2 separate regions of the Homo sapiens genome follow, and region 1 is linked to region 2. A link is a contact called in ENCODE Hi-C or POLR2A ChIA-PET data. All regions are on one chromosome and are shown on one strand. Each heading gives the region's core, a stretch centred on a gene start or an enhancer-like site at or near the end of the contact. The rest is flanking DNA. Distances are from core to core; before and after follow the strand shown. Region 1 holds the start of GLI2 (GLI family zinc finger 2). Region 2 overlaps GLI2 (GLI family zinc finger 2).

Evidence for each region. A loop is a pair of places that touch in the nucleus more often than their neighbours do. ChIA-PET counts read pairs that join two places held with the same protein, here RNA polymerase II (POLR2A). Pooled maps may share reads with other maps.
Region 1: a loop to region 2 is called in a map of ovary, with 3 times the contacts of the local background. The contact joins the promoter of GLI2 here to the enhancer-like site in region 2. A Hi-C loop is called at or near these places in 9 of 168 maps with a recorded cell type or tissue (IMR-90, MCF 10A, ascending aorta and 6 more) and 13 of 50 pooled maps. POLR2A ChIA-PET finds 5 or more read pairs at or near these places in 3 of 52 experiments (AG04449, AG04450 and H1).

What each region holds. Positions count from the first base shown.
Region 1 is chr2:120,734,546-120,737,264 of GRCh38, reverse strand. GLI2 (GLI family zinc finger 2) reads right to left here and starts at 1,397. Exons shown (of 14, transcript NM_001374353.1): 1 at 980-1,397. LOC124906073 (a long non-coding RNA gene) reads right to left here. Exons shown (of 3, transcript XR_007087219.1): 3 at 2,415-2,719. It overlaps LOC124907881 (a long non-coding RNA gene), which reads left to right. Exons shown (of 2, transcript XR_007087221.1): 1 at 1-704. RefSeq lists enhancers at 1-193, 1,312-1,481, 2,121-2,719.
Region 2 is chr2:120,800,986-120,803,685 of GRCh38, reverse strand. The region is part of intron 2 of GLI2 (GLI family zinc finger 2); the gene reads right to left. Among named protein-coding and RNA genes, the nearest start is that of GLI2, 66 kb to the right of the region's middle. Within about 2 kb of position 1,370, at least 4 of the 41 ENCODE cell types and tissues checked have a DNase peak (open chromatin) inside an H3K27ac peak, as active enhancers do; they include ascending aorta and ovary, where a contact is called at or near this core.

The DNA of each region.
Region 1 (2,719 bases), core at 148-2,647, 66 kb after region 2:
CCCAGCTCTCCAGCGCGGCGGGCGCGCTCACACTCACACACGCAAGCACACGCTCCCTCCCAGCTCCCCGCCCCCGCCCCGTCCGGGGAAAAGACTCCCCTCTCTAAACCCTTAATAGGATTGGCGCCCAACTCTCTCCGCGCCTCTCCCCATCCATCACATACAGATCAAGTTGCAGTAGTGGATTTTTCAAATTCCTCAGCAAATATACTTGTTGAGAGATTGTCGGGGGTGGGGAGAGACGATGAGTAGGGGGGCAGGGATGAAAGTGAGGTGGAAGGGGGAACCGGAGGACCCGGCAAAGGATTACGTGCGGATCCCTTTGGGAAGTCAAGCGGATCTCAGGGCCGAGGGCAGGAGAGGAGGAGAAGAGAGGCAAAGAGGGGGGGCCGAGGAGGAGAGCCCAGCAGAGGGGGAGGGGGCGGCCGGGCCGGGCGAGGGGGAGGAAGGATTGAGGAAGGAAGAAAGAAAGGCAGGGCTCCGGGACGCGCAGCGCGGAGAAGTGGAGTTCGAAGTTCTCAAGTGGCTGGCTGCAGCCCCTCCGCGCTCAGTACGCCCGCAGACACGCTCCCATGCCCACCTACGGCAGCTTCGGAGCATCCCAGCCTCCGATCCCACCCTCCACCCCCTGAAAAAACAGACCCCCGCCGGCGCGCGGAGGCCGGCTCGCTGTGCACCCCGAGAAGAGTGGTGCTCTCCCCCAGGTAGGGAGAGGGTGCAACATCGACCTCTGGCCACGAGCTCCAAGCCCCAGGACTCTCCTTACGTCCCCGCCCTGCTCGTCCAGAGCCCCAGGCGGGGTCGCGCCTACTAGCCTCTAGTCCCCCGAAGCCCAGGGCCCCGATCCCAAGGCCTAGGCGCCGGTACCCGGCCGAGGGACCCCCCGAGACGGCGCAGCATCCCAGTCGGCCCGCGCTTGGCCGAGGTGGGAGGCGCTTCGTCACGAAAAGCAAGCAAAAGAAGGCCAATGCAACTTTACCGAGAGAGACAAAAGTTTGCCTCTAGCACGCAGGTGGCCTCTCGGGCGCCGGGCGGTGGCTGTGGGCCCCCATCCCACCTTGGCTGGCGCGGCGACCCTCGGCTGGCTGCCTTGTGCCGGGGCTCCAGCCAGCCGGGGCGGGGCGGGCCAGGCAAGAGAGGGGACCGAGAGGCGGGCGGGCGCCGCGCAGCCCCTACCGCCGGCGAGCAGGCGGCTCCCCGAGGCTGCGGCGCGCCGCGCGGCCCAAGCTCTTTCCTCCGGCTCCTCCTGCGGCTCCTGGCCTTCCTCCGCGTTCGCAGTCGCAGCCGCCGCCGCCGCCCGCTCCTCCTCGAAGTCTCATTGATGGGAGTTTGAAAAAAAGTCCGCGGAGCCGTGCTGCCTCGGCTGGCAAGCGCCGGCACTTCTGCAATCCATCAGCGCCGCCGGACTGCGCAGCGCCCCCGCGCGCACGGTGCGGGCACACCCGGGCCCCAAGAACCCGCCAGCCAGCCCGCCCGCTCCCTGCCGGGGGACGCAGGGGGACCCGAACGCCGCCGGGGCGGGGGGAGGGGAAAGGGGGAGCACAGGGACTCTCCCCACCCAGCACCAAGGAAAGAAAACGCACCTACAAGGAAAGTTCGAGAAAGGAACCAAAGGACGCGCCAATCTCCGACACTTTTTTTAGACGACTAGGTGTGGGGGGGGGGGTTGGGGGTGTCGCTAACTCAAGTCAGATGAGCTCCGGAGCTGAGGGGCAAGGGCTGCTCTGTTTTCAATCTCTGAAATCCCCCCGCCCTCCCCACCTCCCACTTCCCTCCTCGGGGAGATGCCTGGGTCGCTGTTCCCAGGGCGCCCGCTTCTCTGGACGCCCGCGCGGAAGCCGGGGACGCCAGAGAAGGGACGCGGGGGCTGGGTCCACGCGGACCCTCTTCCCGCGGGCAGCGAGCGCAGGTGCCGGGGGTCCTGAGGCGTCCCCCGCCGCCGCTAGCCCTCGTCGCCATCTGAGCACACGCTGGCGAGAAACGAAGCAGCCTTCTAGGTTTGGTGCATGTGGCTTGCAGGGTGGGTTTTTGTTTTGTTGTGTTGTGTGTTTTAGAGACTCCACTCGAGCCGCTGAAGCCAGATGGAAGTAATCAGAACCCAACAACAACAGAGAAAGAAGGAAGAAAAAACTCCTCATTGAATTTTCTAGCCAAAGTGTATATGGGGCTGTGTGTGAAAGAACTTGCTTAAGCAAGCTCAGTGAGGAGCCCTGGGCCCTCAAGCCACACCACAGCCCGGAACTGGGCCGCCAGGCTTGGAGGAGAATTGGGGGCAGCTGGCTAAAGTGTCCTCCCCACACCCCCGGGCCTGCCACCCTCTCCAGGGCCCCTGGGCCTCACCCGAAGAGGGTCTTGGGGGGAATTTCTGGTTTTATTCTTCCTAACGTTTGTAGAACACTCTACCAAGTGCCAGGTGATGTTATATTTTCTTTGTATTATTGGACTTTCACAGCTCTGTAAGGAAGGTTCTCTTCTCGTGTTTTTACAGGTGGGAAGTCTGATGCTTTAAAAAGTTAAGTAACTAGTCTAAGGTCAGAGCACTCTGCCATCCTCCCAGAGCTTCGGGTGGTTGTACTGTAAGTTCAGTTAAATTTGCCCTGTTGGGCCGGGCGCGGTGGCTCACGCTTGTAATCCTAGCACTTTGGGAGGCCGAGGCACGGGGATCACCTGAGGTCAGGAGTTCAAGACCAGCCTGGCCAACATGGTGAAACCCCGTCTC
Region 2 (2,700 bases), core at 121-2,620:
GGAAAAGACCAAGTCAGAGAGGCCAGGAGCCCACTCGGGACAGACACCCAGGACAGGCCCTGGGAGCAAAGCAAAGTGGGACAGGCACCCAGGTCTGATTTCCAGCCCAGGGCACCCACCACTCTCAAGTAGGAAGTCACCAGAAACCTGGGTTTCCCACCTGCTGTCAGCCTCAACGGGTCAGCAGGCAAGGGTTACCAGTGAAAGGGAAACTTTCTAAGTCAGGCAGAGTATGCAGATCTAGAAAAGGAAAACTGGTAGGAAGAATAGCAATAGTTCATAAAGCAAATACTCAACTTGGACCTCACACAAGGCCCTCTGTGCCCAACACTTTTCGAAGCACTTCCCATGTGCTAACTCAAGGAATGCTCACAACCAAGATCATGCCCATTTTATAGATGAGAAAAGTGAGGCACGGACCTGCCTAAGGTCAACAGAACTGGGACTTAACCAGGCAGCCTGGTTCCAGAGCCTGGGCTGCTTCTCACTACTTCCTTAGCACTGCCTGCACTAAGAGAGGCAGTGTTACAGCTACTATCCAGGAAGTGCCCTGGCAGGCCTGTGTAAGCACATCAGAAGTCTCCTGTAATCTCTGCACTGCAGCTCTGTGTCTAACTCCCATTTTATGTATGGGAAGACCCACCCTACCTCATGTAGTCAGAACATGCGGTTCTCCAACTTAGGAGTGTATCAGAATCACCAAGAGGGTTTGTGTAAACACAGCTTGCTGGGCTCTACCCCCACAGACTCAGATTCAGTAGGTCTAAGGTGGGGCTCAAGAATTAGCATTTCTAACAATTCCCAGGGGATGCTGATGTTGCTGGTGCGGCCCACACTGGGAGGACACCTGGCCCAGCACACAGTGGATGCTTCGTGGAAGAGGTGGGCGTTGGCCATTGCAGGTACATCCCAGGATGTCTAAAGCCTGTCTGGCTGCTTGATTCCAGAAACTAGCAAAACTCATGAGATCAGACCCAGCTCTGGGTTTCATGGCTCCACCTTTCATATTATCCCAGAGGCTCTGAATAGTAGTCCCTGGTGCTCAGTGAGGCACACAGAGAGGTTCAGAAATATTTTTGAAAGAGAACCCACAGTGGAGGAGGAAAATACAACAGCATTTGGACAGTTTCAGTATAAAGCAATGAGAAACATCTGAATCAAATTGCTTTTAAAATTACACCATTTTAGAAGTTAAAGGAGGGGAAAACCTCTGGGCCAAAATGTGTTTTAAAAGATTTATGGCCTCCAAAGTGTTAGCACAACAGCAAAAGAGACTGGGAAAGAACTCGCCCTCCCAGGCTTCTGCCGTCTGCTCTTATGAACTGCTCCAGCCAGATGATTAAACTAACCTTTCCCCAGTCTGACCACAGGGCTGCTTTTTCCTTTGGTCCAGCTCGGTCCAGCCCAGCCATGCTCTGCTCTGCAAATATATTTCTCACGCATATTCTGGCACAGGGAAATAGTGACTCTAAGTGGAAACACCCAGCCCCCAACAGGTCCGACCTCATGGACTCCTAGGGGAAGTCAGGCAACAGAGGCCAGTCGAGGTAGGTGACTTTGCAAATAACTCACGGCCCCAGACCTCAAATAACTGGCTGTTTGGAAGAGAGCAGGTGCCATCAGGGCCTGGGATGGATGAGGGAACTGAGGCATGAAGACACATGAGGAGACCTTACCAAGGCTGGACACTCACCCTGGGGTAGCAGTAGGACCTAAATTAAGGCCCAAGTCTAACAGCAATCTAAATAACAATCTAAAAGCAAATACCTGAAAGAGACTCTCACCATGTGAGAGGCAGGAGCCCCAAGCCCCGGGCCCAGCTCGTGGTTGAAGCAGCTGGTAGCCTTGGGCAAGCCCCATGCCCAAATGGGCCTCAGTCTCATCTACAATACGGGAGGTACTGAAGGAGAGGCTCTGACCACACCAGCCTGGCATCCAGGAGCTCCTGCCTGGGTTTTCCGAGCTTTCCGGCTGGGGCCTCCCACCCCCTTCATGTCCTCTCTCCTCACTCTGAACCTTCACTTTCTATCTCATTGCTAGGGGTGCTTGAGATCAATTGCACCTTCTTTTTATCCCACTTAATATTAGAATACAAGCATGTTCCCACCCTGTAATTGAAAAGTCTTAATTAACATTTTCAGTGGCTACATCGTGTTCCATTCAAGATGTTCCACAGATGAACCAATCCCCTATCAATGAACAGGTAGGCTGTTTTCAATTTTTCACAGATATAAAGAACTCAGAAGTGAAATCCCAAGGTGGCTCACGCCTGTAATCCCAGCACTTTGGGAGGCCAGGGCAGGCGGATCACTTGAGGTCAGGAATTCGAGACCAGCCTGGCTAACATGGTGAAACCCCATCTCTACTAAAAATACAAAAATTAGCCGGGCATGGTGGTGGGCACCTGTAATCCCAGCTACTCAGAAGGCTGAAGCAGGAGAATGGCTTGAACCCAGGAGGCAGAGGTTGCAGTGAGCTGAGATCATGCCACTGCACTCTAGCCTGGGCGACAGAGTGAGACTCTGTCTCAAAAAACAAGCAAACAAACAAAAAAGTGAAATCCTTCTGCCTGCAGGTATGTGTACTGTTTCAACCAACTCAAGCCATGCAATTCTAGCCGTGGAATGGAAGCTCTCGGAACTGGTGACAGTGAGGGGTGGGGGAGGCTGCATGAGGGGCCATGAGCTGCCGGGGAATGCA